2 separate regions of the Homo sapiens genome follow, and region 1 is linked to region 2. Evidence: chromatin contacts called from ENCODE Hi-C or POLR2A ChIA-PET data. All regions are on one chromosome and are shown on one strand. The core of a region is the stretch at or near the end of the contact, and the rest is flanking DNA. Distances in the headings are between cores, read along the strand shown. Region 1 holds the start of RLIG1 (RNA 5'-phosphate and 3'-OH ligase 1). Region 2 holds the start of KITLG (KIT ligand).

The links. A loop is a pair of places that touch in the nucleus more often than their neighbours do. ChIA-PET counts read pairs that join two places held with the same protein, here RNA polymerase II (POLR2A). Pooled maps may share reads with other maps.
Region 1: a map with no recorded cell type shows a loop between it and region 2 (3-fold over the local background). The contact joins the promoter of RLIG1 here to the promoter of KITLG in region 2. A Hi-C loop is called at or near these places in 1 of 37 single-sample maps with no recorded cell type and 4 of 50 pooled maps. POLR2A ChIA-PET finds 5 or more read pairs at or near these places in 1 of 52 experiments (H1).

The regions. Positions count from the first base shown.
Region 1 is chr12:88,033,659-88,038,171 of GRCh38, forward strand. It overlaps RLIG1 (RNA 5'-phosphate and 3'-OH ligase 1), which reads left to right and starts at 1,878. Exons shown (of 7, transcript NM_001009894.3): 1 at 1,878-2,080. The coding sequence starts at 1,991. LOC107984542 (a long non-coding RNA gene) reads right to left here and starts at 1,838. Exons shown (of 3, transcript XR_007063395.1): 1 at 1,756-1,838; 2 at 53-689.
Region 2 is chr12:88,578,239-88,582,220 of GRCh38, forward strand. It overlaps KITLG (KIT ligand), which reads right to left and starts at 2,233. Exons shown (of 10, transcript NM_000899.5): 1 at 2,026-2,233. The coding sequence starts at 2,040. It overlaps LOC105369885 (a long non-coding RNA gene), which reads left to right and starts at 2,298. Exons shown (of 4, transcript NR_188177.1): 1 at 2,298-2,372; 2 at 3,759-3,900. It also overlaps the pseudogene RNU1-117P.

The sequences.
Region 1 (4,513 bases), core at 628-3,127, 540 kb before region 2:
AAGTAGGCCTGAAAATTCTGTAAGTACTTTGTGTTGGCCAAAGCAGGCTCACATTGTGTGTCTTTCATCTTTGATGCTTACTAGAGCACTAACATATTAGTCAGAGAAGAAAGACTTTCTTCTATTTTGTAATCCTGTGACACCACTTTAAGTACAGTGGCTGGTAGCAACTCCTTGGTGACCCTTCAGAATTATGAGAATCGGGCAAAGTTGATGGCTGCTACCCGTCAGAGCAGGAGTCCAGTTTATAACCGTGAGTTGATCCTGTGCCTCTCCCCTGATGAGGATTTGTGTTTCTGCCAGAAGCTTTGCTCCAGGTACTGATGAAACCAAAGTTTTGGAAATAGAAAGTGCTTCCTGAGAGATGACTAGCTTTGCAACTACTATTCAAAGAATAAGTAGAGTGTGTTTTAGAAGATGAGTATTTCCCACAAATGACAGAATGTTGGACTTAAAAGGTTCTGTGGCAGTTTGGGAGGTGACAGTTGATAGTTGTGAAAGTTGTTGTCTCTGAGATTCGTGAAACACGCCGCTTTTTAGAATGCCTCTGAAAGAACAAAGAAGTCACTGGCACTCGACTATAATATGCTAAAAAGTTTCTGGTTCCAACAGCACACAGCCAGCATCAGGTGTTTTCTTTTTTGATAAATGCAGGCGGGGTGTGATGTGGGAGAACATTTTGTGTTTTCCTGTGAGAAAAAGATAGTAGAAAAGAAAGTAAACACTTTGAAATGGCAAATCTCTTTCTTCCTCCCTCCCCTCTGAATCCAGTAATCAAAAAACTGTGAACTTTTTTTAAATTTTATTTTTTTTCACTGTCAGTATTCAATATAACTGTGAACTTTTTAAAGGAAGATGTTTTATTCTTTGAGAACCCCCTTACTAGTTAGATACCTCTAAGTGAGATATAGTTGTTTAATTTTTCCAAGGGCTAAGTCAGTAACATGCTGGACAGTTGAGTACATGCAGATAAGACAAAGAAATGAGACCTGGGCCTAGTCCAAGCCCATAAAGGATGGCAGTAAAGTCAAAATTCCCCTACAACTTCAGGCTAGGAACTACTACATTCAATGAGATGGAAAGGCTACTATTCCTAAATATTTAGTATTTATTTTATTTAGTCATTGTCCATCTTATCACTTACCCTCAAAATATTCTTTTGAGCAGTAAGTTAAGGCTGTTTTTAGCTCGCAGTTGATTGACTACCATTACTCAAGCCATTTGGGCTGTTGGAGCTCACCTTTAATTAAACAAGATTCTTATGAAAAACTTGAGAATGAAATCTGGTTGTAGGTATTCCTGTACTTTTGGATTAGTCTAAGGCTGAAATTTCGCACTCACTCCGAAAAGAACATCAGAATCATTTCGACCATGCTATGCTGCACAATAAGGAGTAGTTCAAACGACAACTTTTTTTGATCCCAGGTGTTTTATTATAGGGTTTTCTGATAGTCTTACCGGAAAGGAAGTTTTCATTCTGCTTGGGAATCTGGGGATGTCTCTAGCCATTTCTAAACTTCTACAGTGCTTCCCCCACGAACTAAAGATAACAGGCAAGCAGTTTCCATTGGAACTGTGTTAAATCGACATCTGAAATGTTCATTGCTTATAATTTGATCTTATTTAATTTCCCAAAAAATCATTAGTTACTAGGTATTGCTAAGTACCCACGTTCGGGAAACGCATCTTTTTTTTTTTTTTTTCACGGTTATTAAAACCGAGGGTGGGGGGCGGAGGACGCACGTGGGAACCCACCAGGCGCCTCAGCTTCTGCACTACAACTCCCAGAAGGCGCCGCGGCCAGGAAGCCGCTTCTGGACGGGCGTTCCCGCCCCTCGCTGGGCTTGGTAGTTGGGGCGCAGCCGCGGTGGCTGGGCGCGGAGTGTGCGTGGCCTGAGCCGTGCGGGTGACTGCTTCAGGGCTTCTCCGCGACTGGACCGGGCGCCGCTCGAAAGCACGCCCTCCATTCGCACTGCTTGTTGGGCTCATCATGAAGCGCTTGGGCTCCGTGCAGCGGAAAATGCCGTGTGTGTTTGTGACGGAGGTGAAAGAGGAGCCTTCCTCCAAAAGGGAGCATCAGGTACGGAGGAGCGCCGGGCAGGCTTGGCGGCCCGCGTGGGCTCCTCCCCGCGGCGCTGGCTCAGTGCGAACCCGGCGAGGGCGGCTGGGCGCTTTAGAACTGCCCTGCAGGCCAGGAACCTCTGTAGGTTTCCCTGGGGAGGTCTGGGGTGGGAGTTCCGTACGCCCTGAGCTCCAGGTTCTTGTACTTTTCTTAGTTGTGAGGGAGGGAATTTGCGAAAGAATTTTCCTTATCAGGAGATTCAAACTTGTCCTCGCAAGGAAATGGATAACTCACATCCACAGCATGTCCCTTCCTTTTCAGGTCAGCACCTTTTGGGGAAACCCCCTAATCAGGTAATTGCCACAGTCCAAGCTTTACTACTTTTCAAGAGTGCAGTAAGAAAGGGTGGATATTAGAAGACTTGCTTTACCTGTTCTGTCCGAACCAGTGGCGGTGTTGACAGTAGCCTAATTAGGTCACTGAAGTTCACACCTCATATTACCAGTAATTACTTAATTTATTCTAACTTTGGTGTTCTCAAGGTTTTCTGTTGCAGCAACGTGTTTTCCATAGTGTGCCCTCGGTAAATGCTAGTGAGTAACCTATATTTGGGTAATTTTTTCATATTGTACTATAAAACGTTGTAGTCTTTGATCAGTAGAATCCCCAGTGATTAGTTGGGTGCTTCCCAACTTTGCTGATTTCAAACAAAACCAACATGTCCATTGGAAATCCACCTCACTTGAGTTTCATCATTGGCACTGGCTTTCTCGTCTTCTGGACTAAAACTTGTTTAAGGCAAAGATTGCCCTGTTATCTTTAGTCCCAGCTTCTAGGACCTGGCACGTGGTAGGCACTGGATAAATATTTGTTGAATTAAAGAATGAACCCTGGAATCATTTCATGCCAGTTTTCCATTCACCTTGATGCTTTTTACCTTATAGCATCTGATCTTTTCCTGCTTTCTAGTGCTGTCACAGCTGTTACAGTTAATATTTCATGTCCTGCTCATTGCACCACCTAACTGGTCTTACTTGCCACTCAGACTGATCATCACCATGTTCTTTCCTCGTCAGAATACCACAGTTATTACTCAATGTTTGTAGCAGTAATTGGCTTTTTTTTTTAGCTGTAACAAATGTAATCCATATGAAACATTATCATCTGTTTTAGTATTTCACTCTACTGTGATTTTCAACTTCGTATGTTTGAGGGGAGTAGTTTGTGAAAGTATTCTCCACCAGGGAAAATAAGCAGCCCCTTCTCTTACCTCTCTGCAGTTAAGAACAGCTTACAGTATCGTTTATAGCATAGCATCCACATTCTTAATTATAATTCAGGGCCTCCCACTAATGAGGCTCAATCTACCTTCCATCGTCCTTAAAGTGGATTCTGTTTTAACCATCTATTTCATCCTGTGAACATATCAACCACAATCCTGTCTCATATTTTTGCTCAGACTGTTCACTCTGGATCACCTCTAGAGTGTTTTTAATTTTTCAAGTCAGTTCTTCTCCATAAAATCTTATCAATTTAGCCATTTCAGTGATTTCCCCTACCCAGAAATTGTAGAGGGCCACTCAATTGATATTCACTATTTTAATACACGTACCTTGTTTTTCCGGTAATAGTCTAAAGCCTTTTATGACAGGTGGAGAAGGAGAACTTTGTGTACCCCTCAGTGTCTCGTGTTGTCCTTTGGATATGTCGATAGCAAAGAGCAGATGATTGATTTTTATGGAAGGAATGTTTATACTCATCAGGAGCTCCATGGGGCAGAGTAATCTTCCCCCCCACATAGGATCTTTGATAAATTTAGATACACACACACTGCTATTGGACCAGACCCTGTGGCTCTACCACCCTGGGTTAAATTGATATCCTTTGAAACCAGCATCATAAGTTAGTGAAAACCAGTTGTATTTTTAAAGTACTGAATCCCTACTAGACGATTATATTTTAAAAGTATTGAATCAGTACTAGAAGGGGCTAATTTCTTAGTTTACCTGTTTGCAATAGTGCATAAGTCTTAAGCTCACACACAGCAGTATGTTTATATTGTACAGTGTTGTTTCACTTTGTAAGATGATGCTACTTCAGATACAGACTATAGAAGTGGCATAAGTCTTTTTCAGAAATGAAAATAAATTATAGATAAAAAGTTAGTAGGAACCCAAGAAACTGCCTTTTCCTCATCCTTGGTGCCCTTCTTCTTCCTGACAGTAGAAAAACCATAAATTAAATATGTAAACAGCTGACTACTGATAAAGCTGAAAGGGACAAAAAGTGAGTACTCTCAAAGCAAACAAACTCAAAGGAAAAACAAAAGGCAAGTGATTCTTACTAGTTTTAACGGTGAAAATTGTTAGGGGAAAAACATGAAAAAAACAAAATCAACTTCAAATCTTGAGTACTCATGGTGCAAAGACATAGAACTAAAATGGTTCTGAA
Region 2 (3,982 bases), core at 983-3,482:
GAATCGCTAGAAGTATTCTTAAAAAAAACCTTGAAGGTCATTAGATCCTAGGCAATGAATGCCTTCATTCAACAAGGGTACTGCCCTCCTTTGCCTACAAGCCGTTTAACATCAGCAAGTTCCCCCAAAGGGCCTGCACTTTAACTTGTGTGATGTGTGACCGAACAGGTCACATATCTAAAATACTTAGCTTTCTCAAATTTCTCTGGTCGGCAGCACTGAGTCACTAATGCCACAGTCACAATGTTTCAGACTAGATTGACCTCTTTCTAGTTTTCAATGGAATTATTCCATGTAATCCGATTTACACAGCCATTTAATCAAAGCGAGAAAGGAGATTACAGAGCTCACATTTGTTTTGCAAAGCAAGGGTGCAAGGATAATCAATCCTACTGCCTCTCAAAGTGACTTGATAGTACATCCCCTGGCTTTGGAGTGTTGGACATTAACCTTATCTGTCTCCTGTGTTCTTGTTTAAATAGGAAGGTTTAGGCTCTTTTCCTGAACTAGAAGGTAGCAGCTTCTTCCCCCAGATCTCACCACCATCCATGGGAGCAGATGCTACTATAAGAAGGAATAGGTCTCTACCCTTCTTATAATTTCGCAGAAAGCTTGTCTAAATCAAGAGATTACAATAAAACTTTTCTTTTGTTGCAAGAATCTTTAACATTTGCATTTCGACAGCACGCTGTGGTGATTCCAGGTGCGGTGCTCAATGCCTTGCCTGAAAGCTAACCTGCTTGTAAGAGAGGGGAGAGGCACATCGCGTCTTTTCTCTTAGAGAGTGCTCTAGAGACTATGCAAGCCTCTTTTAGCCAGGCAATGTCCCTTTCCCCTGCCTTTTACCACACCGGTACAAGGGGCTAGAGTCTTGCAACTTTTTGCAGGCCTAGATATCTGTTTAAAATATGATGCTAAGCAGGTCATTTGATAAAGCATTTTGAGCACATTGATGCCTTCATTCTACACCAACGATGTGTACAAACACCCCGGTTTCCTTTTTCCCCACCACTTCCACCCCTTCCACACATTTCAGGAACTGCAATCTCCAACAGAACCTCTGGGGGGTGAAAGGGCAACCCTTAGCCAACCGCGGCAGATAACACATAACAATTTCTAAGGGGGAAAGTGAGAGGAGGTAACAATCAACAATGGTGAAGAGAACTGTGGATAGGGGCACCGTGGCGGCCCTTTCTAAACGAAGAACCAGGTATTTTCTTCAAGGGAAAAAAAAATCTAATTGTCCCCCCAGGCAGCGCTTTACCCACAGTGCTTTATGTATAATGCAGAATTTAGCAGCACTGGGAATTATCTCAATCACTATCATTCAGAGGTGCCTATTTTATAAAAAGCCTTTATCCCTTTTGAAATGGAAAAAGGTGCGTGCATTGTGGAGGTACTAGAGCTCTTTAGAGCCCACACAGAGCTGCAAACTAGGCAGACACCGCCGAGAGCCAAGTTTCCCGGGCAGGCGGGCAGGTTCCCGCCCCGCCGAGAGCTGCCGCTTAGGAGTTCCGCGTTGGCTTCGCTCCCGCGGCTGCACCCGCGTTCGCGCCGCTCCTGGTGCCCGGCGCCCACCTCGGGGCTACACAAATAAATCTGAGTGAGAGAGCTAGTGAGGGTGGCGCGTGGGGTGCTGTTTCATAATCTCCTGGAATCCACGGGAAAACCGTCTCCTATGCAAAGACATGCCTTCCCGTGATAACTTAACATTCCATGGCCCAAAAGCCAATCTTTCCACCAGACGGGAATTACGGTTTCCGACTGACAGCTCAAAACTTAACTGCTGAGGCTCCAAACTTGACACTGGCTCCCTCTCAGCACTCCCACTCCTTTTCTCCCTGGCTCACCCGGCTCGGCTCGGGATCACACACCACGCCGGCCTCCCCCGCATCCTCTTGTCTCACCCGGCAGGCACAGCCCTGCACGCCCCAGCTGCAAGTCCCAGGGAGCGCCGGCTTCCCCGGGGCACCGGGCGCGATTTTTCCTGGAGAGCCTGGGAGCTCCCGGGCGCGCCCTACTCACTTGTGTCTTCTTCATAAGGAAAGGCAGCGCTGCGATCCAGCACAAACAGTGGTGTGGCGACTCCGTTTAGCTGTTCTGGAGCTCCAGCATATTGCACGAACAGCGGCGGCAGATAGTCCACGCATTGGGTAGCCCGAGCGCAGCGCCCTCTCCACTGTCCCTGCTTCCCGCAGCGCTTCTAGTCTCGGCGCGAGGCGGCGAGCGAAGCCCGGCTGCTGAGCCGCCGGCGCTTTTATACAGTTCCCGCCCGCCTGCTCCGGACACGCCTCCTTCCCTTCCGGAGCCCGGGGTAGGCGAGAAGCAGGCAAGGGCGCGGAGGGAAGAATCGGGAGGGCGGCCAGAGCACGGTAAATGCCCCAGAAGTTTGGCAGATTAGGCCAACCTTGTCCGCTCGCCTGGGGGCCCCGGACCTGCACTGGCGGGAGACCGCGAAGGCGCGGGGACGCAGAGGGCGAAGCTTGGTACCCTGCAGCTACTGCTCGCGAGGAGTCCCAGCTTACCCTCCCGGATCCGCTGGGGCTCACCTGGCACCCCCGGGGACAGACGAAATACCTCGCGCGCCAGAGAGGGCTCGGAGCTCCCTCTGTTATACAAAGTCGGAGAGGGAGAGGAGTCCGGGAGGTTCGGAGCAAAGAATTCACCCTGCCTGCCTTAGAGAAATAAAGTTTAATTGCGATCTGTAGTTAGGCCATTGTCCTATCACCTCTATTTTTTAAAAAAAACAATTACTTTAGTGAATGAATATTTAATAATTACAAGAATTGTTGACTCAAGGTTAAGTATTGCAAGGGGAGACGCTTCATTTGGAATGGTTTGTTACTGTGTCTTTAGAAATTAAGATTGAAAGAGAAGCGATAGATTATTAAACTACAGGTCGCCAACACAGCAAGGCTTTGAAAGTTGTACTTTTTTGAACGGAAAGATAATGCAACCACAATAATAATAGCTAACATCATTATGTGATGCACTTATTCATGTGCCAGGTGCCAGACTAAGAACTTCGCATAGATTATCTCATTAAATTCTTTCATCAAATCTATTAGTGTAGATCTTATTATTTTATTCCCATTTTATGGACGATGAAATACAAGGTTAATTTTCTTGACCAACCATATCTAGTAAATGGCAGAGCTCTAATTTAAACCTGGAGCTCCAGCTGTACAGTCTTAAAAAATACTTCAAATATTTTATTGATTCTCCAGAATGTGTCTGTTTTTGTTTGTATAACTGGAGAACATTCCAAAGCATTTCATTAATTTTTTAAAAGAAAATATTAGCTGAACATTAACATCAGTGATCTTTAAAAGAAAGAATAATGTATGAGTTTAGGAATTAGTTATTTTAATAATAGAGTAGGAGTCCAAATTTGCTTTAATTAGTTCCGGTGCGTTTGTTAAACATGAATATGCCAAACCTGTAATCAGGGCGAAGCTTGTTTATTTCACTCCAGATGTGCTGACTTCTGTGATTTCCCCAAATGTGGGAAACTCGACTGCATAATTTAGTGGGGGACTGCGTTCTCACTTTCTCATGTTAGAAAAAATATGTATAGACAGCACATCAATCATGATTCCAAGTTGATAGTTGCTTAGAAAGATTTTTATACATTAGGTACTCTTAGTACAAATATATCGAACATCAAATATCAAAATGAGCTTAATTTGGATACTGGAGGCATAGCAAATGATTGTTTTTTTTTTCTTCAAGATTTATTTTTATTTTTTATTTTTTAGATGGAATCTCGCTCTGTCTCCCAGGCTGAAGTGCAATGACGCAATCTCGGCTCAATGCAGCCTCCGCCTCCCAGGTTTAAGCGATTATCCCGCCTCAGTCTCACAAGTAGCTGGGATTACAGGTGCCCACCACCACGCCCAGGTATTTTTGTTGTTGTTGTTGTTGTTTTAGTAGAGACGGGGTTTCACCATTTTGGCCAGGCTGGTCTCGAACTCCTGACCTC